Regions from separate parts of the Homo sapiens genome. Here region 1 is linked to region 2. Evidence: read pairs that join two places in POLR2A ChIA-PET (ENCODE). Cell type or tissue: OCI-LY7. All regions are shown on one strand. Links, peaks and the distances in the headings refer to the core of each region. The heading gives the core; the rest is flanking DNA. Region 1 has its middle 67 kb from the start of MVK. Region 2 holds the start of TCHP (trichoplein keratin filament binding).

Region 1 (12,338 bases), core at 3,345-8,344, 250 kb after region 2:
TGAGGTCAAAGTAACGAACAAGATGGACAAGGCTCCGGCCATCACGAACCTGCATTTCAGTGGAGGGAGATGACAGTAAACAAACAAGTAAGGCAGGGCCAGAGCAGTGCACAAAAGAAAATACAACAGGCTAAGGTGAAAGAGAAGGATAAAGGGGTAGGGGAGGACCTCTGCACAAAGAGGACCAGTGAGCAGAGACAGGAAGAACGAAGACATGAAGATCTGGGGTAAGAGCATTCTAGGTGGAGGGAATAGCAAAGGCCAAGATCTTGAGGCAAAAGAGGACTGGGGAAACTTGGGGCATCCAGACAGGGTGGTGGTGGCTGGATCGAGAGCGGAACTTGACTCTTAGCAAAGAGGGTGAATGGCCAGAAATGAGAGAGAGGAGGAGTGGCAGTGTCTGTGTTCATTGCTCAGGCTGCCATAACAAAATGCCACAGCCTGGGTGGCTTCATCCACAGAAGTTGACTTTCTCACAGTTCTGGAGGCTAGAAGTCTAAACTCAAGTATCAGGGGGACTGATTTCTTCCGAGGTCTCTCCTTAGCCTGTAGCTGGCCACCTCCTGGTGTCTTGACCCAGGCTTTTCCCTTTGTGTGTCTGGGTCCTAATCGCCTCTTCTTGTGAGGACACCAGTCATGTTGGATTAGGGCTTACCCTCAATGACCTCATTTTACCTGAATTACCTGCATAAAGGTCCTGTCTCCAAGTACAGTCACATTCTTAGGTAGTGGGGGCTGGGATTTCCATATATGAATTTGGTGGTACACAATTCGGCCCCTAATAGCACCCCACCCATGTCCCAGACCCTTACCACGTGGGTGCATGTGAGTCCAGCCTCTAGCTACCAGCACCCACATTTCTCTGCCCCAGGCATTTCTCCCAAGACTGTTTTGCCACTTATACACCGAGCCGGAAGTATTCAAGAATGAATGTCCCCTGGAGCAGTCCCCATGGTGATGGGAGATGATCTATCAGCTCTCCAGCCCCCAGCCCCTTGAAGTGTGTATCCCACACTGCTGCCCAGGGGACAACACCCGGGTGGCCCACAGTGATTGTCCAGCTTTATCACACAGCCTTTCTCAGCTGCCCTTCCTCCTGCCTCCCTTTCCCCGTCTCCGACTGGTGTGAGCTTCATCTCCAAAATAAATGACTTGCTTTCCAGTCCCTGTGTCAGGCTCTGCTTCTGGGGATGCAGCAGGCAGGCGCGGGTGAGAATTGTCCCTCCATGCCCGCAGGAGCCTGGAGATAACGAAGACCATTATCTTTCTGAAGGCTGTCCCTGGAAAGGGGCAGGCCGCAGTCGATGGGGCCCTGGTAATAATATAGTAGGTATAGCTACCGTGTATCAGATATCTTCTCTTCCCTGGGCATTGTGCCTGACACTTTACCAGTCTCCTGTCTCAAGCTCCGCAAGCAGCCCTATGTGACACAAGTCCTATTCCTAACCCCCTTTGACAAATGGGGGAAAGAGGCTCAGAAAGGTTGACTTGCTTCCCGGAGGAGGCAGAGCCAGGCTGTCCACCAACATCCAATCTACTGCCCTATGAGGTTGGAACCTCAGACATCCCATGTCCCGACCACCTGGGGTGGCAGCTGCCCAAGGCCCCTTAGGTGCTCACTGTGACAACTCCCCACCCCACGTCACCCTGCACAGCCGGGACCTGTTATCTGTTTTGTGCACGGCCTGCACCCGTCAGGGTAACGGACTGTGCTTGTCTTAGCAGAGGTGGCCTCTGGCAGGGATGATGTATGAGGCGCTATTGTTTGATATGAATGCATTAGGCGACATTCCCGATAAAGACTTTACCAGCAAAGCCGTGCTCGCTGGCAGCAGCCCCCATGTAGGAAGAGGGGCAGAGGCAGGGGCCTGAGTCCCCATCAAGCAGGGCACCTTCAGGACTCAGACACCAGGCCACTCTTGATTTCAAAACTCCTGAGTCCTGATTCTCCTGTCTCAGACCCTTATATGCAGGAGGGTGCAGACCCAGGGGTCTCCCAGCTCAGAAAGCATTAGGATCAGCTCGGTAGCTGGTTCAAAAGTTGGAGTCCCAGGCCCCTACCCAGATCCACTGAAACAGAACCTCCCAGCTGGGACCTGGGCATCTACTTCACAAATCAGTTCCCTTGATGAATCTGACATAGGTGGGCCAGGGCCTAAATGTGGCCCCCAAAATGGTGTGGGATGGAGACAGTGGGGTTTGAAGTCAGAGACCCTTGGGGTTGATTCTGGGCTCCTTCAAGAAGTAGCAGCAGGGATCTTGGGCAAGTCACTCAGCTTGCAACCCTCCTTGACATATAAGCCTCAGTTTCCCAATCTGTAGCATGGGGACAAGGGCAGTGCCTGCTGTGGCTGCCTCCTGGGGCTCAAGGGGACAAGAGCATGCCTGTGCTCTGCCCACCCACACATTCACAGCTCCAAGGGGCTGAGCAAGGTGTTCCCTCCTCATCTTCTCCAGATGGGCCACTTCTGGGGACACCACACGTCCTGCAGGCTGATGCTGTGGTGGATTCCAGGCACCGTGAGAGGGAAGAGAAGCCTCTTTAGGGCTGGAAGATCCTTCAAAGCATTCACTCCACACACTGTGTTGTTGTTAGGAGACATCTACCATACCCTGGCATGTTCAGGATGCAAAGGTGAACAGAATCCACTTGCTGCCCCTCAGGGGGCCTAACAGGAGCCTGAGAGATGGTCGTCTCGGAGATAACAGAGAGGGTCCCAACAGAGACAAAGTGACTCGGAGCTCTGGGAGGTTGGAGGAGAGAGAGGTGGGGTCCACCTAGGAGTTGAAGATGCAGGGAGGGTGCCCCAGAAATGGGGGTGACTTTGTGGGGGTTTGAATAGGGGTTGGCTTCAGTTGTGCAGAGGATGCTGGGATATAGGGGAGTCTCGTGAAAAGGTCAAGCCTCTCCAACACCATCATTCATTCATTCATTCATTCCACCAATATAGATTGAGTCCCTTCTCTGTATTAGGTGCTGTCTTGGGTGCAGAAGATCAGTGAACCCTCGGGTCACTGGTATTCTAGAGGGGAGAGGCAGACACAAGGATGATACAGATAGAAAATGCCACAGGTCAACAAGATGCATATTTTATTTTATTTTAAAAATAGAGACAAGGTCTTGTTCTGTCACCCTGGTAGGAGTGCAGTGGTGTGACCATAGCTCATTGCAGCCTGGACCTCCCAGGTCCAACTGATCCTCCTGCCTCAGCCTGTTGAGTCACTAGGACTACAGGTGCAACTATGCCAGGCTAATTTTATGTGTGTGTGTGGAGACAGGGTCTTGCTATATTGCCCAGGCTGGTCTCAAACTCCTGGCCTCAAGTGATGTTCCCACCTGGGTCTCCGAAAGTGATGGCATCACAGGTGTGAGGTACCACCCCTGGATGAACCTTGAAAACATGATGCAAAGTGAAGAAGCCAGATATTGGCCACATATTGTCAGAATTCATTTATATAAATGGATAGAATAGGCGTATCCGTAGAGACAGAAAGTAGGTGACTGGTTCCCCAGGACAGGGTGTGGAGGGAGGAATGGGAAGTGACAACTAAGGGGTGCAGGGCTTCCTTCTGGGCTGATGAAAATGTTCTGGAATTAGAGTGGTGATGATTGTATAACTTCATGAATATACTAAAACTGCTGAATTGTCCACATTACGAGGGGTGACTTTTATGGTATGTGAATTACATCTGAATTACAAGAAAAAATTTTTTTTTAAATGGAGATGGGGTCTCACTATGTTGTTCAGGCTGGTCTTGAACTTCTAGCTTCAAGTGATCCTCCCACCTTGGCCTCCCAAAGTGCTGGGATTACAGGCATAAGCCATCACACCTGGCCTATTTTTTTTTAAGCTACAGGTTATAAGGGAACAAGCCAGAAGCTGAGGGAGAGTGAGTAAGGACAGAGGGATGGATATGTCCAGAGAGGGCCTGGGGCCAAGGCCAGTGGACTCTCAGGGCCACTGGACAGACTGGCTTTTCACAGAGGGAGCTGGGAGCCATGGTGGGTTGTTGAGCAGAGGAGTAACAAGCTGCCTTATCTCTGTAAAGGTTCCATCTGGTAGTCATGAGAAGAATAGACTAAGAATGGAGCAAAGATGGAGGTAGGAAGGCCAGTGGCGAGGCTCGGGAGGATGGGGGCGTGGTCCAGCGTGGGCAGTAGTGATGGAGGTGGTGAGAAGTGGCAGATTCCGGATGTAGATAGGAGGTAACACTGACAGGACTGGCTGATGGATCAGCCATTCAGGGTAAGCAAGAGAGGAAAGGTTTGGGCCTCGCAGGATGAAGCTGCTGCTAACCGAGAAGAGGAAGACTCAGGAGGAAACAGGTCAGGGTTAGGGAGTGTCCAGGGGTCGGTTTGGGACTTGGTGAGTGTGCAATGCCTGCTGGCGAGGTTGGGTGACCAGCTGGACACATGATCCTTGAGCTTGGGGGTGAGGCCTGGGCTGGGGATAGAAACGGGGGCATCCCCAGCACATAGAAGGTGGTGAAGTGATGAAGCCATGCCAGGGGCCTACCAAGGAAAGGGGGGCAGAGAGGGTGAAGACCCAGGCCTGGGGGTTTCCATCATGGGGGGTGAGCATGGCATTATTATACCTCTGGAAGAAAAGAACACTGGCTCTTTTAAAAATGAAAACCTAGGCTGGATATGATGATTCGTGCCTGTAATCCTAGCACTTTGGGAGGTCCCAGGTAGGAAGATCGCTGTAGCCTCAGAGTTCGAGACCAGCCTGGGCAACACAGCCAGACCCCTGTCTCTACAAAAAAATTAAAAATTAGCCCGGGCATGTTGGCAAGTGCCTGTAGTTCCAGCTACTCAGGAGGCTGAGGCAAGAGGATCGCTTGAGTCCAGGAATTTAAGGCTGCAGTGAGATGATCATGCCACTGCACTACAGCTTATGGGACAGAGCAAGACTCTGTTTCTTAAAAAAAAATATATATATATATATAATATAATTATATTATATATATATTATATTATTATATTATATATATATAATTATATTATATATATAATATTTTATATATATATATATAGACTGAGGCGGGTGGATCACTTGAGGTCAGGAGTTTGAGACCAGCCTGGCCAACATGGTGAAACCCCATCTCTACTAAAAATACAAAAATTAGTCAGGTGTGGTGGCTCATGCCTGTAGTCCTAGCTACTCAGAAGCCTGAGGCAGGAGAATTGCTTGAACCCAGGAGGTGGAGGTGGCAGTGAGCTGAAAACGTGCCACTGCAATTCCAGGGTGGGCAACAGAGCGAGACTCCATTTCAAAAAAAAAAAAAAATTAAAAGTAGATCTACCATTCAATCCAGCAGTCCCACTGCTGGGTATCTACCCAAAGGAACAGAAGTCATTCTATCAAAAAGGCACATGCACACATAATGTTTATGGCAGCACAATTCACAATAGCAAATATTTGGAATCAACCTAAGTGCCCATCAACTGATGAGCAGATAAAGAAAATGTGGTATATATATACACCATGGAATACTATTCAGCCATAAAAAATGGAAACGTGTCTTTTGCAGCAACTTGGGTGGGACTGGATGCCATTAACCCAAGTGAAGTAACTCAGGAATGGAAAACCAAATATCACATCTTCTCACTTATAAGTGGGAGCTAAGCTGTGGGTATGCAAAGGCATGTGGAATGGTCTAACGGACACTGGAGATTCAGAAGGGGAGGTTAGAAGGGGGGTGAGGAATGAAAAACTACCTATTGGGTACAATGTACTCTATTTGGGTGCTGGGTACACTAAAATCCCAGACTTCACCACTACACAGCTCATCCATGTAACCAAAAACCACTTGTACCCCTAAAGCTATTGAAATTTTAAAAATTTAAAAAACAAAACAAAACACCAAAAACCCCCAATAGCTAGCACTGCTCTCAAGCTCATGTCAAAGGCTCTCACATGGCCTCCAAGGCCCAGAGTGGATTTCCCTGACTTCCCGGCCCCATTTCCTGCTTCTCCCGTCATCCCCAGCATGTGCACACAAACCGCATTGATCTTCAGCCAGTTCCCTGGACCTAAAGGCCACCTCTTGACAATTCCTCTGCCTGGAGCATTTATTCTTTTTGTGCACTAATTAGATCTTGGCTCAAGTCACCTCCTCCTAGAGCCTCCCTGACTGCACCTACAACAGCTGGTATCTCTCCACTCCACGAGCGCTTTTGATCTTTTTTTTTTTTGAGATGGAGTTTTGCTCTGTCACCCAGGCTAGAGTGCAATGGCGTGATCTCAGCTCACCGCACCCTCCAACTCCTGGGTTCAAGTGGTTCTCCTGCCTTAGCCGCCTGAGTAGCTGGGATTACAGACACACGCCAGCAAGCCTGGCTAATTTTGTAGTTTTAGTACAGACGGGGTTTCACCATGTTGGCCAAGTTGGTCTCGAACTCCTGACCTCAAGTGATACCCCTGATTCAGCCACCCGAAGTGCTGGGATTATAGGCGTGAGCTACCGCGCCTGGCCCTGCTTTTGATCTTAATAATCCTAGGGTCATCTGTTTGTGTTTTGGTTGTGGGGAGAGGCTGAAAACACCAAAAAAACAAAACAAAACAAAACAAAACAAAACAAAAAAAACTCCCAAAGAATTGAGTGAGGAAAAGCCTGACCCCCTGTTTAGTCACTAACTGCATGTCTCAAGTAAAATGCAGCCTGGCCTCTCTGCTGCTGTATTTGATCAATACCAAGACTCACATTTTGACATCTCTGGAACTGGGGCACGCTTTGCAGTAACAGTGGCCTCCAGTCCCTGCCAGCCAGGCAGCGGTCCTGGCAGAGTTATTACTGCCCAAGGGCCCTAACTTGGTCAGAGCTGTTCTATTGTCTCCACTCCGTGCTGACTTTAATGGCCATTTTAATGTCTTCAAACCAGAATGGCAAAATGTTGGTGATTGCTCACGTTACGTGATGGGTTCATAAAAGTTCATGATTCTATTCTTTTCACTCATTTGTGTGTTTAAGTTTCCATAAGAAAAAGAAAAAAAAAAAAAAGCTGGATGAGGTGGCTCACACCTGTAACCCCAGTACTTTGGGAGGCTGCAGTGGGAGGATCACTTGAGGCCAGGAGTTTGAGACCAGCCTGAGCAACATAGCAAGGCCCCATCTCTACAAAAAAAAAAAAAAAAAAAGAAAAGAAATTAGCTGGGACATGGTGGTGGGTGCTTGTAATCCCAGCTGCTTGGGAGGCTGAGGTGGGAGGATCACTTGAGCCCAAGAGGTCGAGGCTTCAGTGAGCTAAGATCACTCCACTGTACTCCAGCCTGGATGACAGAGCAAGACCCTGTCTTAAAAAAAAAAAAAAAAAAGAAAGAAAAGAAAGAAAAACAAATATAGGTCACCTGAGGCTCCACTTTGGAGGTGAGAAAATAGGATCAGAGAGGTTAAGAAACTTGCCAAGAGTCACCCAGCAAGCACATAAGTCCTGGGGCCAGGTTCCCCCCAGAACTGCCTGATTCCTAAGTATGTGCTCTTTCTCCTAGCCGAGGATCTCCAAAAAGGCCCTAATCGAAACGCCTTGGGCTTCCCTACCTCCGTGTCTCTGGGCCCTCGGCGGGCTGACTCTCCCCGCAACTAACTCTGCCTATTGAGAACCTGCTCATTTTCTAATCAATAGTTGTATTAGTCCATTTTCACACTGCTATAAAGAACTTCCCTGAGACTGGGTGATTTGTAAAGGAAGAAGCTTAATCAACTCACAGTTCTGCTTGGTTGGGGAGGCCTCAGGAAACTTACAATCATGGCGAAGGGGAAGCAGGCACTTTCTTCACAAGGTGGCAGGAGAGAGAAGAGAGCAAGGGAAACCACCACTTATAAAACCATCAGGTCTCATGAGAACTCACTCACTATCACGAGAATAGCATGGGGGAAACTGCCTCCATGATCCAATCACCTCACACCAGGTCCCTCCCCCAACACATGGGGATTACAATTAGGATTACAATTCGAGATGAGATTTGGTTGGGGACACATCCATACCGTATCAATAGTCATTCAACAAACACGGAGGGGACAACTATGGTGCCCAGCACTGAGCTGGGAGCAGGGGTTCAGCATGAACCAGACACAGCCCATATGCTCAGGAAGCCAAATCCCAAATGCCACCTCCTCCAGGAAGCCCACCTCCCAGTGCTGTGAACTTAATCTCATAGGATACCTCCTACAGTCTACTGCCAAGTTCAGCTGTGCCATGGCTGCCTCCCCCACTGGACAGCAAGCATCTTAGGGCCAGGGACTGTGTCTCACTTATCTCCTATCCCCAGTGCCTGGTGTGAGGCTTGGCGCATAGTAGGTGCTCAAGAAATAGCCTGCCTATTATATTGAATAAGTGTGAAGATGAACGTGCTGGTCCTATATACAGTAGGTGCCCAATAATGGATGACTCCAGTTGATGGTGGCCCTGCTGATTGGGTCAGGTGGGGAAGAGGGGACCTTGGCTTCTACACTTGACCCCAGGTCGGGGGAGAGGCTGCCCCCTCCCATCCCATACACACACATTAGCACACACCGACACTCCTACACACTCACATGCTATGCCTTTGCATGCTTATTCACCCAGAGATGCTCTCACATATATGCACACATACATGTGCACATTCTCTTTATTTATTAAATTTTTTTTTTTTTAGAGACAGGATCTCACTGTCTCACCCAGGCTGCAGTGCAGTGGTGTGATCTCAGCTAATCGCAGCCTTGAACTCCTGGGCTCTGGCAATCCTCCCTCCTCAGCCTCCAGAGTAGCTGGGAATACAGGTGGATGCCACCAGGCCTGGCTAATTTTTAAAATTTTTGGTAGAGACAGAGTCTTGCTTTGTTACCCAGGCTCACCTTCTCTTTGGACAGGTGTGGGGCAAGACAACAAGGAAGATGAGGAGTCGAAGCACCTGGTTCAGATCCTGGCTCAGAGACCTGGGAATGGTCTGGTCTTGGCTCTCAGTTTCTTCATCTGTAAAATGGGGATGATACAAACCATCCTCACCAGGCACCATCAGTATAAGCTGAAGTCAAATGAGTTAATGCGTGGAAAGGTCTGGGCCCCGGTAGTCCATTCCCTACCTCCTCAACCCTGGTTGGCTCTGGGACTCACAGTGTGATGCTGGAAGCATGGTGCAGGATGTGACATTGGCTTCGTGGCCACACCTGGCTCTGGCTTGTCCCCTCTCATCCCTCCCTCCCAGCAGCCCCCAAGCCTGTCCTCAGTTTCCTTCGCCCCCGGGAGGTGCCCCACCCATCGACTTCTCCGCTTTGCAAGGCTTGCCCCACCATGTCCCCATCATTAGCCTCCCGACTCCACAATCTAGGAAAAGAATCCTGGAATTGGTGTCCCGCGTGCCATGAGCACACATGCATTTTAGCAGAAGCTTCTAAAAATAAAGTGATGCTAACAGTGGGATTTCAGGCACAGTCAGGCCACCTTCTGCCCTCCCACCCACCCCAAGCCCACCCAGGGTTCGGCAGGAAACAGACTGCAGCGTGGCAGCTCCAGATGCGATTGTTAGAGCTAATTTATGCTCCGTTTACACAGGCTCCAGATGTCATGGGCTCTTTGTGGATTTATCCAAATGCCAGGGAAGGAGAGGAGGTGCTGGGGCAGACGCTGCAACCCCTCCCCCCAGCCTGCTTTCTTTTCCTAGGCCAACTCTGAGGACGGCACTCCAAAGGGTGGCCCCAGGCACTCCCCTGATCTGCCAAGCCCCAGCCCTGTTCCCCAATATTTCTGTCCAGTGTTTGGGTCATAGACTATAAGCTCCATGAGAGCAGGATCCTTGTGCCTGGGCCAGCTCTGGGGACAATTAGGTGCTGATTAAATGCCTCTAGCAATGGGGATGACAGCCAGTGTGACCGTGGCTGCAGTGGTTTAAACTGTGTCCCCCCAGAAGATATGATGAAGTCCTATCTCCCGCTACCTATGAATGCGACTTTATCCAGAAGAAGGTCTTTGCAGATATATTCAAGATAAAATGAGGTCACATTGGATTAGGGTGGGCTCTAATCCAACGATTAATGTCCTTACAAGAAGAGGGAAATTTGGACATAGACACAGAGAGGAAAACACCGGGTGATCACAGAGGCAGAGATGGGAGGACTGCCTCTACAAGCCATAGATGCCAAGGGCAGGCTGCAACCATCGGAAGCCAGCAGAAGGGCATGGCATTTTTTTGCCTCAGAGCCTCCAGAAGGAACCTACCCTGTTGACATCTTGATTTCAGATTTCCGGCCTCCAGAACTGGGAGAGGATAAACCTCTGTTGTGTTAAGCCACCCAGTTTGTGGTACTTTGTTATGGCGGCCCTAGCAAACATATAGTGGCAATGAGGATGAGGTGTCCAGATGGCCAGCGTGGCCAAGGGTTTCTCCTTCAAGGCCCCTGAGTCTCCCTCCCTATGGCCTCTTCCCTAGGTAGGGCGGCCACCATCTCCCATATGGAGGACTGCACCAGCCCCTCCTGACATCCTCGCCTTGGGCTTCTCCCTCCATCTGTTCTCCACTCAGCAACCAGGAGATTCTTTCCAACCAGCACCCTGGTGCCTTCACTCCACTCCCACCTCCCATTCACTCCTGCACCCACTGCCATCTGCTCTGACCCTCCAACCCCTGCGAATGCTGCCCCCAAGCCCTGGACAGGCATTTGTCCCACCTCGCAGGCCTCCCTGGGATGTCAAACACTGTTCTAACTCCCTCTTTGCAACTCTCTTTGCCCTCTGATTCTGAGACACGTTCTCTCCTGTTCTCCTCTTACCTGTCTGATGTGTGTGTGTGTGCAGCCTCCTCCCTTTCTGCTGCCTCTTGAATGCAGGCATGCCCCAGGGCTCTGCCTTCTCTCTGCTGCTACTCCCACACACGGTGGTGGTGATGGCAGTCATGATGGTGATGATGGTGGCCTTAATGGTGATGATAATGATGGTGGTTATGATGGTGACGGTGGTGATGACGGTAGTGATGATGGTGGTGGTGATGGTGGTCATGCTGCTGCTGCTGGTGGTGGTGATAATGATGGTGCTGCTTGTAATGATGGTGGTGGTGATGATGATGGTGGTGCTGGTGGTAATGATGATGGTGGTAATGATGGTAGTGGTGATAATAATGGTCATGCTGCTGCTTGTGGTAGTGGTGATAATGATGGTGCTTTTTGTGATGGTGCTGGAGTGGTAGTGGTGATGGTGGTATTGATGGTGGTTGTGGTGGTGATAATGGTGGTGGTGATGGTGGTCATGCTGCTACTGGTGATGTGGTGATAATGATGGTGCTGGTTGTGATGGTGATGATGGTGGTGGTGATAATGGTGGTGCTGATGGTGGTGGTGATGGTGGTGGTCGTGGTGGTAGTGACGGTGGTGGTGATAATGGTGGTGGTGATGGTGGTAGCGGTGATGATGGTGGTGATGGTGATGGTGGTGGTGCTGTGATGATAGTGGTGGTGGTGATGGTGGTGGTGGCAATGGTGATGGAGGTGATTATCGTGGTGATGGTGGTGGTGGTGATGGTGATGATGGTGGTGGCAGTGATGATGGTGGTGATGGTGGTGGTGGTGATGGTGGTGGTGGCAATGGTAATGGAAGTGATGATGGTGGTGATGATGGTGGTGGTGATGGTGGTGGTGGTGATGGTGGTGGTGATGGTGGTGGTGGTGGTGATGGTGGTGGTGGTGGTGATGGTGGTGGTGGTGGTGATGGTGGTGATGGTGATAATGGTGGTGGTGATCATGGTGGTGATGGTGATGGTGATGATGGTGGTGGTGGTGGTGGTGATGGTGGTGGTGGTGGTGATGGTGGTGGTGGTGGTGATGGTGGTGGTGGTGGTGATGGTGGTGATGGTGATAATGGTGGTGGTGATCATGGTGGTGATGGTGATGGTGATGATGGTGGTGGTGGTGGTGGTGATGGTGGTGGTGGTGGTGATGATGGTGGTAATGGTGGTGACGGTGGTGGTGGTGACAGTGGTGGTGATGATTGTGGTGGTGATCATGATGGCGATGGTGGTGGTGGTGGTGGTGATGGTGGTGATGGTGGTGGTGATGATGATGATGATGATGGTGGTGGTGATGGTGGTGGTGGTGGTGGTGGTGATGGTGATGGTGGTGGTGGTGGTGATGGTGGTGGTGGTGATGGTGATGGTGGTGGTGGTGATGATGGTGATGATGGTGGTGGTGGTGATGGTGATGATGGTGGTGGTGGTGATGGTGATGATGGTGATGGTGGTGATGGTGGTGATGGTAGTGATGGTGGTGGTGATGATGGTGGTGGTAGTGGTGGTGGTGATGGTGATGATGGTGGTGGTGGTGATGGTGATGATGGCAGTGGCGGTGATGGTGATGATGGTGATGGTGGTG
Region 2 (12,338 bases), core at 4,693-9,692:
GGCTGCTCCCCGAACACGTCGCATCCCTCTCTCGACCTGAACATGCACGTGCAACAAATGGGGTCACAGCGCGTGGGGAGCGCAGTGAGGACCCCGGAGGCGCCCTGAGCTCGCGCCCGCTGACTGCCGCCCCGGTTCCCGCCCGCGCGGGCCGCCTGCGGGCCCCCGCCCTAACGCCGGATCCGGCCTAGTCCAACCCTCCGACTCACATTTCTCTGAGGCTCGGAGTTTCCGAAGAGTCCCCCGGCCCGACTTCCCGCAGGCACGAAGCGGGCCGGCCAGTCCCCCGGTGTAATTCCCAGACGCGCTACAGCAACGCCGGCTGTTTCCTCCCTGTTTGCACCGGCAACGAGCCCGACGACGGAGCGTCGCAAGGGCCAAGCCTCCTTCAGCGCGTAGGGAGCCTGTGTTTTTCTCTGGTGCCCCGTCGTGGCCAGCGGGAGATAAATAGCAAACGTCGCTGCTCCTTGAAATAGGGAAGCATGGAGGCAAAGAATCCGTCCATGCACTACACGTATTTCAGGATGGTGGTTACCATCACGTGAAGGTGAAGGTGGAAACCAGGGGGAAGAGAATGTAAGTCAGTGGTCCTCAAACCTGGCTGCGCGTGAGAATCACCAGATACCAGCCTGGGCAACACAGAGGGACTCCTGTCTCTAAAAAATTTTTTAAACTTAACCGGGCATGGTGGGACTTGTGGTCCCAGCTACTCGGGAGACTGAGGCGGGAGGATCAGTTGAGCCCAGGAGATCGAGGCTGCCGTGAGCCATGACTGTGCCACTGCACTCCAGCCTGGGTGACAGAGCCAGACACTGTCTCAAAAAAAAGAAGAAAAAATCCAGATACCTTTAAAAAATCCAGATGCCCAAACCAAACCCCAAATCCCATCTGAGAGTATCAGTGTTTTCCAAAATTCCCCAGGTGTGTTCAATGTACAACTTGGGCAGAGGCCTGCTGGCATAAGTAGATGGAAGTTATTGGTAACTTTTTTATTTTTTTGAGACAGAGTCTTGCTCTGTCGCCAGGCTGGAGTGCAGTGGCGTGATCTCGATTCACTGCAACCTCCGCCTTACGGGTTCAAGCGATTACCCTGCCTCAGCCTACCGAGTAGCTGAGACTACAGGCGCACGCCACCACGCCCAGCTAATTTTTTGTATTTTAGTAGAGATGGGGTTTCACCATATTGGTCAGGATGGTCTCGATCTCCTGACCTCGTGATGCGCCTGCCTCAGGCTCCCAAAGTGCTAGGATTACAGGAGTGAGCCACTGCACCCGGCCGATAACTTTCTATTATAGTCTTATATTGGTGGTGAGTTCAAAAGTGTTCATTCTATTAGTATGTTTTATAACTCGTGTGCTACAAGTATTACATGCCAACTATTCCATTAAAAAGAAAATGAAGAAAAATACTTGTTTGTTCTCTTTTCTTTCATTTTCCCATTCTTTCATTTCTTCTTCCCTTCATTTCTCCATTCTTTATTCATCTCTGTTTTTCCTGGATGCAGCATCATGGCCTCAGCTGGGTTCAGTGGCTTACGCCTGTAATCCCAGCACTTTGGGAGGCCCAGGAGGGTGGATTACCTGAGGTCAGGAGTTGAAGACCAGCCTGGCCAACATGATGAAACCCCGTCTCTGCTAAAAATACAAAAATTAGCCGGGCATGATGGCAGATGCTTATACTCCCAGCTACTCGGGAGGCTGAGGCAGGAGAATCGCTTGAACCTGGGAGGCAGAGGTTGCAGTGAGCCAAGATTGCGCTGCTGCACTCCAGCCTGGGTGACAAAGTGAGACTCCACCTCCAAATTAAATAAATAAATGAATACATAAATAAATAAATAAAATTAGCAGGCTGTGGTGGTGCACACCTATAGTCCTAGCAACTTGGGAGGCTGAGGTGGGAGGATCACTTGAGCTCAGGACAAGGAGGCTGCAGTGAGCCGTGATCACACCATTGCACTCCAGCCTGAGTGACAGAGTGAGACCCTGTCTCAAAACATGGTCTCTACAGTCAGAACGCCCAGGTTTCAAGCTATACCATGCTGGTGTAGTCTTGGGCAGGTCACTTCATCTGTCTGTGCCTCAGCTTCCTAGTCCATGGAATGAGAGTAAAAATAGAGCAACTTTCAGGCCGGGCCTGGTGGCTCATGCCTGTAATCCCAGCACTTTGGGAGGCCAAGGCTGGCGGATCTCTTGAGGTCAGGAGCTTCAGACCAGCCTGGCCACATGGTGAAACCCCCGTCTCTACTAAAAATATAAAAATTAGCTGGGCGTGGTGGCAGGCACCTGTAGTCCCAGCTACTCGGGAGGCCGAGGCAGGAGAATCGCCTCAACCGAGGAGACGGGGGTTGCAGTGAGCCAAGATCATGCCACTGCACTCTAGCCTGGGCAACAGAGCAAGACTCTGTCTCAAAAAACAAAGCAAAACAAAAAATAGTGCAGCTTTCTAGGGTTGCCCGTGTGAGAATAAATGGAGCATGCCCAGGAGTAGAGCATCCAGTGCATCCCAGGTGAGCCCAAACTTGAGCCTTCCTTCACATCCCCCTTTAGTTGGCACCTGTTTAATCAGGGTCTGTCCCACTGCGTGCATAAGAGTCCTCAAGTTTCCCTCCCATTAATCCCTACCCCCTTGGGCAAATTCATGGCCACTCTTTCATGTTGTGTCCCCAGTGCAGAGGGGTGGCAGCAGCCCACTGCAGTCACTTAGCAGAGATGCCCACCCAACAAAGGAGACCAACACATAAATGTCTGTCGACAGGAACTTCATAAACACATGAATTGGACCAGGCGTGGTGGCTCACGCCTGTAATCCTAGTATTTTGGGAGGCTGAGGCAGGTGGATCATTTGAGGTCAGGAGTTCGATACCAGCCTGGCCAACGTGGCGAAACCTTGTCTCTACTAAAAATACAAAAATTAGCCAGGTGTGGTGGCATGCACTTGTAATCCCAGCTCGGGAGGCTGAGGCATGAGAATCACTTGAACCCAGGTGGCAGAGGTTGCAGTGAGCCGAGATCTGACCGCTGAACTCCAGCCTGGGCAACAGAGGGAGTCCCTGTCTCAAAAAAAAAAAAGAAAGAAAGAAAGAAAAGAAAAGAAAAAGAAATATGTGAGTTGGGGCAAGGTAAGGGAGACCTGATCCTGATTTTGTGCCTCTTGGGCAAGGCCTTTCCACTCTCTGGGCCTCAGTTTCCTCATCTGTATAATGACCAGATAAGCTCCACTAGCAGAACTTTAGGGCTTAGGGCTCGACCAGCATGCCGGAGGGCAACCATTCCTAAGTGGCCTGATCCTGGAAGCCTGAAGTCCCCAGATTACAGCCTCCATTCTCTTTTGCTGGCCAGACATCCTCACCGGCCCCCACAGTTCAACTCTGAACCTCTTGATTACACAGCTGCTGGCTGTCGCTATTAAGCAACTTTACAAGTGCCTTTTCCTTTGCTCCTCTTGGGCATTCTATGAGATATCTTATTGCCCCCATGTTAGAATTGCCTAAACTAAGCCTCGAAAAGGTGGCATGGCTTGCCTGAGGAGCCGCAGCTGATAGGTGGTTGAGCCATGATTTGAAACCAGTTCTGCCTGATCCCAGTGCCTAAGCCCTCTTGCTGCAACACAAGAGCAGGGATCATCGTGTTCCTTGCTGCATTCCCCATGCCATGCCTTGTATGTGGTAAGCACTCTATCTATCTATCTATATATCTATATCTATCTATATATATATTTGAGACAGAGTCTCACTCTATCACCCAGGCTGATGGAGTGCAGTGGTGCGAACTTGGCTCACTGCAGCCTCTGCCTCCCAGGTTCAAGCAATTCTCTTGCCTCAGCCTCTTAAGTAGCTGGGATTACAGGTGCCCGCCACCACGTCCGGCTAATTTTTGTATTTTTTTTCAGTAGAGTTGGGGTTTTGCCATGTTGCCCAGGCTGGTCTTGAACTCCTGACCTCAGGCATCAACCTCCCAAAGCGCTGGGATTACAGGCATGAACCACCATGCCCGGCCTCAATCAATATTTGTGTTGAGAATGAAAAAGTGAATGGATCCCCTATTTTGAGTACTTTCTTCTCCTCCAAAGGAAAAAGGAATCTATGGTGTTAAGAGAAAGCAAAAAGAAGAAAAGGAACGAGCATTTCTTGAACACCTGCTATGTGCCAGGTGCTTTGAGATATATTATCTCATTTAAGCCTCCCTCCAACCTGGGAGGAGTTTGTTCCTGCCCCCATTTTGCAGATGAGGGCGCTGAGGCTCAGAGAGGTGAATCAACTCTCTTGAGGTCACACAGCAAAGACTATAAAAGCCAGGATTTACAACAAACCTCTGAGACTGTGAATCCCTCTTCAGTGTGTTTTTCTGGGAGCTTGTGGCTTGCAAGTGTAGCTCTTAAAAGAGGCCTGCGGCCGGGCACAGTGGCTCACGCCTGTAATGCCAGCACTCTGGGAGGCCAAGGCGGATGGATCACTTGAGGTCAGGAGTTCGAGACCAGCCTGGGCAACATGGTGAAACCCCATCTCCACCAAAAATACAAAAATTAGCCAGGTGTGGTAGTGCGTGCCTGTAGTCCCAGCTACTCAGGAGACTGAAGCAAGAGAATCACTTGAACCTGGGAGGTAGAGGTTGCAGTGAGCCGAAATCATGCCACTGCACTCCAACCTGGGCAACAGAGTGAGACTCCATCTCAAAAAAAAGAGGCCTGCAAATGTGAACATACAAAGAATTTGGCAATATGAAATATTCAATGACAGGTCAATGACTACGGCGTGCAGGGGGCTGAGAGGGAAAGCCCTGGTAGGAACCCGCAGGTTGGAGCTGCTCCAGGACTTGTGATTTTAGGTATCCTAGCATGGGAGAAGAAAACAAGAACAGGGAGAGGGGGTGACACTATGGGAGCCGCTCTCCATTAGATGAAACATGACAGTACTGGAAGCCGCACAATGCCATCATTTAATTAGCAGGTACCGTTGTGAAGGTATGACATTTCAACACCAACCACTCCAGCTTCTTGCTTCACACCCCACCCCACCTGAAGACAAGACCGCAGAAGTAGACAGGTGGGCTCAAAGACCCTGGGGCTACTAGGCTGCTTCTCAGAGCCCCAGCTTTGTGTTTTAAAAAAATAACAATGGGGTCAGGTGAGGTCATTCACACCTGTAATCCCAACACTTTGTTTGGGAGGCCGAGGAGGATCGCTTGAACCCAGGCATTTAAGACCAGCCTGGCAATATAGAGAGACCCCCCACCCCATCTCCACCCAAATTTTTTTTTTTATTAATCGGGTGTGATGGTGCACACCTGTGGTCCCAGCTACCTGGGACGTGGAAGTGGGAGGATTGCCTGAGCCTGGGAAGTCGAGGTTGCAGTGAGCCATCATTGAGCCACTGCACTGCAGCCAGGGTGAGAGAATGAGACACTGTCTCTGAAAAAAAAAAAAAAAAAAAAGTAATTCTTGAACCTTGAACCATACCATTACTTCAGCTGGGGAACTGTAGTGAATTCCTGTAATTTTATGTTGCCTGGGCAACCATTTTGAATATTTTAGACTTTCTCATATAAAAAGCAGGTCTCAGTCAACCCTTGACATAGTCCATTCTCCACCTCCTCCCAGTTCCTCAAGGTGGTCAACCCAGGTATCTGTCTTATGCAACTGCTGACCCCCTCCCTATGGGACAGCTGAAGACAAACTACTCGACTCACCCCCCGACCCCACCCCCTGCCTGGATGGCACAGTCATGCTGCAGTGACCAGTCCTAGTCACAGTGTGACCTCCTGGAACACATGCCCACTAGCTCTAAACCCAACAAGTAGAACTCCCTGAGGGAAACCTGCTAGGGGAATGCCCTGGACTCCAACAAAGTCTTTTTTTTTTTTTTTTTTTTTTTGGGACAGAGTTTCGCTCTTGTTGCCCAGGCTGGAGTGCAATGGCGCGATCTTGGCTCACTGCAACCTCCGCCTCCTGGGTTTAAGCGATTCTCCTGCCTCAGCCTCCCAAATACCTGGGATTACATACATGCGCCACTACGCCCAACTAATTTTGTATTTTTAGTAGAGATGGGGTTTCTCCATGTTGGTCAGGCTGGTATTGAACTTCTGACCTCAGGTGATCTGCCCACCTCGGCCTCCCAAAGTGCTGGGATTACAGCCATGAGCCACTGCACCCGGCCTTTTTTTTCTTTTTTTTTTTTGAGACGGAGTCTTGCTCTGTTGCCCAGGCTGGAGTGCAGTGGCACAATCTTGGTGGCTCACTGCAAGCTCGGCTTCCCGGGTTCACACCATTCTCCTGCCTCAGCCTCCTCAGTAGCTGGGATTACAGGTGCCCACCACCACGCCCGGCTAATTTTTTTGTATTTTTTAGTAGAGATAGGGTTTCACCGTGTTAACCAGGATGGTCTTGAACTCCTGATCTCGTGATCCGCCCGCCTCGGCCTCCCAAAGTGCTGAGATTACATTTTTTTTTTTTTTTAAGACTGAGTCTCACTCTGTTGCCCAGGCTAGAGTACAGTGGTGTAATCTTGGCTCACTGCAACCTCCACCTCGTGGGTTCAAGCGATTCTCCTGCTTCAGCCTCCCTGAGTAGCTGAGATTATAGGCACCTGCCACCATGCCTGGCTAATGTTTGTATTTTTAGTAGAGATGGCATTTCACCATAGTGGCCAGGCTGGTCTTGAACTTCTGACCTCAAGTAATCCACGTGCCTCAACCTCCCAAAGTCCTGGAATTACAGGCATGAGCCACCGTGCCTGGCCTCCAATAAAGTCTTTAGCCCATATTTCTCTCTCTCTCTGTCCCCATTGGTTAAGCACACATGTCCCAAATAGCTTCCCATTTCCATTGGCTATGCAAACCCTGCTCGCTGCTCTCTGGATCTGTGAGTAATAAACTGCTTCTGCTATTTTTGTTGAGTTGCTCCCTCTGTGTTTCACTCGACCAACACACCTGAACTCAATGCTCACCCCTCCCGGTCAGGCTCTCCTAGAGAGTGGCTGTCTTGTTTGGAATAAACTGGATATAGGTGAAACAAGAGCCACAAGGGCATCAGCCGATCTCAACATGTTTCCTGGGAGAAGGACACCTGGTCATGGGTCATGGGACACTTTGGCATTAGGCAAGCCACCAGCATAAAGAAGTATCCTGTGAAAGACACATGATAAACATCCAACTTCCTCCCCAGAGCTAGAGTTCTCTCTGGGGACTGGGCCCAAGAGCAATCCTTGGTGACAAGATGCCCTGCTGGATCTGATGCTCACAATTTTTTTTTTTTTTTTTTGAGAAGGAGTTTCACTCTTGTTGCCCAGGCTGGAGTGCAATGGTGCAGATCTCAGCTTAATGCAGCCTCTGCCTCCCAGGTGCAAGCGATTCTCCTGTCTCAGTCTCCTGAGTAGCTGGGATTACAGGCATGCACCACCACACCCAGTTAATTTTGTATTTTTAGTAGAGACCATGTTTCACCATGTTGGCAAGGCTGGTCTTGAACTCCTGACCTCAGGTGATCCACCCACCTCAGCCTTCCAAAGTGCTGGGATTACAGGCATGAGCCACTGCGCCCGGCCTGATGTTCACAATTTAAGACCACAGGTTCCAGCTTGCTGAAGCTCACCCCACCCAAAGCCCTTGCTTTATAGAGGAGGAAATGGGGGCTCAGAAATGGGGAGTGTGTGCCTAAATGAGGTAAGTGGCAGAGCCAGCGTGATAGTGAAAGCAGCTGGTAGACTCCGTGTGTAGAGGCAGAAACTGAAGCCACAAAGAGGAGGAGACTCAGCCAACACCTGCTTACCAGTTACTGAACCTTGATTGTCCTGTTCCTGGGTGACCACCTTCATCCTCACAGTGTCTCTAGGAGTATGAGTTAGAGTAACCCCACTGAGGCTTAGAGTAGTTGGGCAGAGCACTCTGATGGTCTTTACAGTGCATCAGGGTTCCCATCCCAAATCCCGCACCAATTCCCTTCTGCTGGGGTGTCAGGTATGGGGCACAGTCCACCAAAATGGGGCATCAGGTCAGTCCTGTGTTTTCTGTGACTTTCCTGCCCACAGGCACCCACTGGCCATTCCTGGATGACAGACAACCTCTACTTCCTAAGTCCCAAAGTTCAAGATGACTGGTAGACCACATCAGAGCAGTTCCATCATCTTCTCAGCCTTGAACCTTCCATGGCTCCCCATTTCCCTTGGCATGAAGCCCATACCACTGTGTCCAGCCTGGTCTGGTCCCCTGCTGACATCACTGGCCACACTGGTCATTTCTTTATCTCTCACCACCACCTTTCCTGCTATGCTGTTCCCTCTGTCTGGAAGACCCTTCCCCTCTGCTAACTCCTACTCAGACTTCAGGATCCCAGTGTAAATGTCCCTTCCTTGGAGAAGCCCTCCTGATTCCCTCTGACCAGGTCACTTGGTGTCAGGACATACTGTATTTTTCTTCCATAGCTTTCATTGAAGCATTAAATAAATGATTTTTTTTTGAGATGGTATCTTGCTCTGTTGTCCAGGCTGGAGTGCAATGGCACAATCTCAGGTCACTGCAACCTCCACCTCCTGGGTTCAAGCAATTCTCATGCCTCAGTCTCCTGGGTAGCTGGGACTACAGGCATGCGCCACCACGCCCAGCTAATTTTTGTATTTTCAGTAGAGACAAGGTTTCTACTGAAACCTTGAGTAGAAACTTTGAGACAAGGTTTCTACTTGCTGAGGCAGGTGGATCACCTGAGGTCAGGAGTTGGTAACCAGCTTGGCCAATATGGTGAAACCCCGTCTCTACTAAATATACAGAAATTAGCAGAGCGTGGTTGTGCATGCCTGTAATCCCAGCTACTCAGGAGGCTGAGGCAGGAGAATCATTTGAACCTGAGAGGCAGAGTTTTCAGTGAGCCTAGCCAAGATCTCGCCAGTGCACGCCAGCCTGGGCGACAAGAGCAAAACTTCGTCTCAAAAAAAAAAGCAAATATTGGGGCTGGGCACAGTGGCTTACACCTATAAACCCAGCACTTTGGGAAGCCAAGGCAGGTGGATCACTTGAGGTCAGAAATTCAAGACCATCCTGGCCAACATGGTGAAACCAGTCTCTACTAAAAAAAAAAAACCCAAAAAATTAGCCAGGTATGGTGTTGCGCACCTGTAATCCCAGCTACTTGGGAGGCTGAGGCAGGAGAATTGCTTGAACCTGGGAGGTGGAGGTTGCTGTGAGTGGGGAGATTGTACCACTGCACTACAGCCTGAGCGACAGAGTGAGTGAGACTCTGTCTCAAAAAAAAAAAAAAAGGAAATATTAAGAAAGCCCATTACTATATCTTCTCCTTTAGTTAGAACTGACCATAGCACATTTACTCACTCAACTACACAGCATTAGAAGTACCAATAAAAATAAGCGAAAGTTACAATTTTCCTATAGAGAAGGATGTTTAAACTGTGCTTACTATAAAATTAATTCAGTGAGGAACTTTGGTCTTTAGATTTTGCTTCAAAATTAAACCTAAGTGTTCCCATGGAATCAAAACTGTACAGGTAGTTTACCATAGAGGTACAAATTCCAATGTGATTTGTTTTGTTTTCCGTATTCAAAACATTTTCACCCAGGGAAGTTAATAAGAGAAGAAAGGAACAAATACCCTAGGGGTTCAAAACCATTACCCGGACTCGTTAGCTGCCAGGCAGAGGCTGTGTGCTAATGCCTGTCCTCATTTTTGAATGCTCAGATTCATACATGATTCATTGCCATTAACACCACCAGTCTGTGAGCTCCTTGAGAGAGCTCCATCTTTGACCCCACATTGCCTGGCAAAGCCTGGTCTGAGAGAAAAGTTCCAGTAGTGATTGCGGAACTGAATGGAATGAAAAAGGTCAGCTGAGCACGGTGGCTCGTGCCTGTAATCACAGCACGTTAGGAGGCCGAGACAGGTGGATCACCTGAGGTCAGGAGTTCAACACCAGCCTGGCCAACGTGGTGAAAGCCGGTCTCTACTAAAAATACAAAAATTAGCTGGGCGTCGTGGCATGCACCTGTAGTCCCAGCTACTCGGGAGGCTGAGGTGGGAGAATCGCTCGAACCTGGGAAGCAGAGGTTGCAGTGAGCCGAGGTCACGCCACTGCACTCCAGCCTGGGTGACAGAGTGAGATCCTGTCTCCAAAAAAAAAAAAAAATAGAAAAAAGAAAAAGGTTGGCTTGCTCTCTCTTTCTTTTTGGGACAGGGTCTTGCTCTCTCACCCAGGCTGCAGTGCAGTGGCACAATCATGGCTCACTGCAGCCTCTATCTCCTGGGCTTAAGCAATCCTCCAGCCTCAGCCTCCTGAGTAGCTGGGACCACAGGCACATGCGCCCCCATGCCCAGCTAACTTTTTTTTTTTTTTTTTTGTAGAGATGAGGTCTTTTGTGTTGCACAGGTTGGTTCATTTTCATGTTTCTTCAATTTAATGATAATGGTAGTGTGCTATGACACTGTCTTAGGATTGTGACACAGTCAGGCTTCCTTAGAACAGTTTATCCATGTGAGACTACAAAGGCCAGGCCCTCTCAGCCCCTGAGGCTGCCCCTGTAGATGGAGGACAAGGTGGCATTCTCCCTCTTCTCTGTGCTGTTAAAATGATCAAAATACTATTTTTATCCAGTAACTGAAAAAATGTCCAAAACTTGGCTGTATCCCACTTGGGTGTTTCCTGGGATGACAGCAAGTGGGCCTGTTGGCGGGTGCGCCTTCGCATTAATTAGGGAGAGGCGGCAGACGGGCCCCAAGAAGCAGCAAGGAGAATTGGCATGGTGGCTCTTAACACCCAGAGGAGTTGGCTCAACAAAGCCCATTTGGCACATTTAGTCCTGCTGAAAACCTGGCAGTTGGGGAGGTGACATCACTGGAATCAATTATCCCCACAATTGCCAGTCCTGGGTAGAAATAACTCCGTAAATCGATTCATAATAGCCACACCATTCATCGAGGGCTGCCTGCCTGCCAGCATGCAAACTGCTCTATCTACATTAACCCATTGAAATCTCACATCAGCCCTGACAGGGAGTTAGCATTGCTACTGTCCTAACTTTACAGATGAAACAACAGAGGGAAGATTTACACACACACAGGAGAAGCTCACATGAAGATGGAGGCAGAGGCTGGAGTGAGACAGGAATGCCTAGAGCCACCAGAGGCTGGAAGAGGCAAGAATAGATTTTCTTCCAGAGTCGTCTTTTTTTTTGAGATGGAGTCTCTCTCTGTCACCCAGGCTGGAGTGCAGTGCAGCAGGCTCACTGCAAGCTCTGCCTCCTGGGTTCATGCCATTCTCCTGCCTCAGCTTCCTGAGCAGCTGGGACTACAGGCGCCCGCCACCACGCCCGACTAATTTTTTGTATTTTTAGTAGAGACGGGGTTTCACCGTGTTAGCCAGGATGGTCTCGATCTCCTGACCTCGTGATCTGCCTGCCTCGGCCTCCCAAAGTGCTGGGATTACAGGCATGAGCCACCGCACCCAGCCCAGAGTCGTCTTTTACTTTTAATTTTGTAGAGATGAGGTCTTGCTATGTTGCCCAGGCTGGTTTCAAACTCCTGAGCTCAAGCAATCCTCCCTCCTCATCCTCCGAAAGTCCTGGGATTACAGGTGTGAGATACCATGCCCAGTCTTTTTTTTTTTTTTTTGGTGACAGGACCTTGCTATGTTGCCCAGGCTGGTCTCAAACTCCTCGACTCAAGGAGTCCTCCCACCTCAGCCTCCCAAGTAACTAAGATTACAGGCACGTACCACCGTGCCCAGCTCAGAGCCTTCGGAGAGAGTGTGTTCTAGCCAACACCTTGATTTTGCCCTAGTGATACTAATTTTGGACTTCTGGCTTTTAGAACTGTGAGAGAATACATTTTGATTGTTTTAAATCATCAAGCAGCCACAGGAAACTGACACAGGAAGTGACTTGCTCAAGGCCACACAGCTAGAAAGTAGAAGTGTTGAGTTTTAAACATAGTTAAGTATTCAATAAATGTTAGCTGTCATTATTATTATTACTATGCTGCAATAAAGAAGGTGCGTTTATTGGATAAAATGTCAGCAAGACCACGAACTCAGCCTACTTCACCCATCCCAACAGACACCGCTGGGGGAAAGACGGCCTGTGTAACAAGGATTTGATGATTCAGTTGGGGAAGATGTTATTAACACTGGGTGGAGCTGGTTTAGGAAAATGACGAAACTTTGCAGAGTGAACACCTCACCCACACTGAGTTGATTCCAAACATTACAACTCCATTGGTCAAGCTGGTCCTACAGATTAATTGCAGAGAGGGTTTGCAACTCATGGAGAAGTACAGTGACCCAACAATCCAAAAAGATGAGGTGGCTCCTCTGTGCCTGGTAGTATTTCCCTGACACTACGGGAAG

What was found. ChIA-PET counts read pairs that join two places held together with the same protein. Peaks named below come from ENCODE experiments on the same cell type or tissue, not always from the same donor. Only the 100,000 strongest peaks of a DNase experiment are listed, where the experiment ranks them.
Region 1: POLR2A ChIA-PET joins it to region 2 with 5 read pairs; 2 of 35 experiments call an interaction of 5 or more read pairs at or near these places.

What each region holds. Positions count from the first base shown.
Region 1 is chr12:109,634,786-109,647,123 of GRCh38, reverse strand. No RefSeq gene overlaps it. Among named protein-coding and RNA genes, the nearest start is that of MVK, 67 kb to the right of the region's middle. In OCI-LY7, for the core only: no CTCF peak of the experiment used is centred there; no DNase peak of the experiment used is centred there.
Region 2 is chr12:109,888,298-109,900,635 of GRCh38, reverse strand. It overlaps TCHP (trichoplein keratin filament binding), which reads right to left and starts at 362. Exons shown (of 13, transcript NM_001143852.2): 1 at 210-362. RefSeq lists silencers at 32-141, 8,759-8,818, 12,074-12,223 and an enhancer at 1-639. In OCI-LY7, for the core only: no CTCF peak of the experiment used is centred there; DNase peaks (open chromatin) are centred at 7,215 and 7,685; H3K4me3 peaks cover 395 bases; H3K27ac peaks cover 951 bases.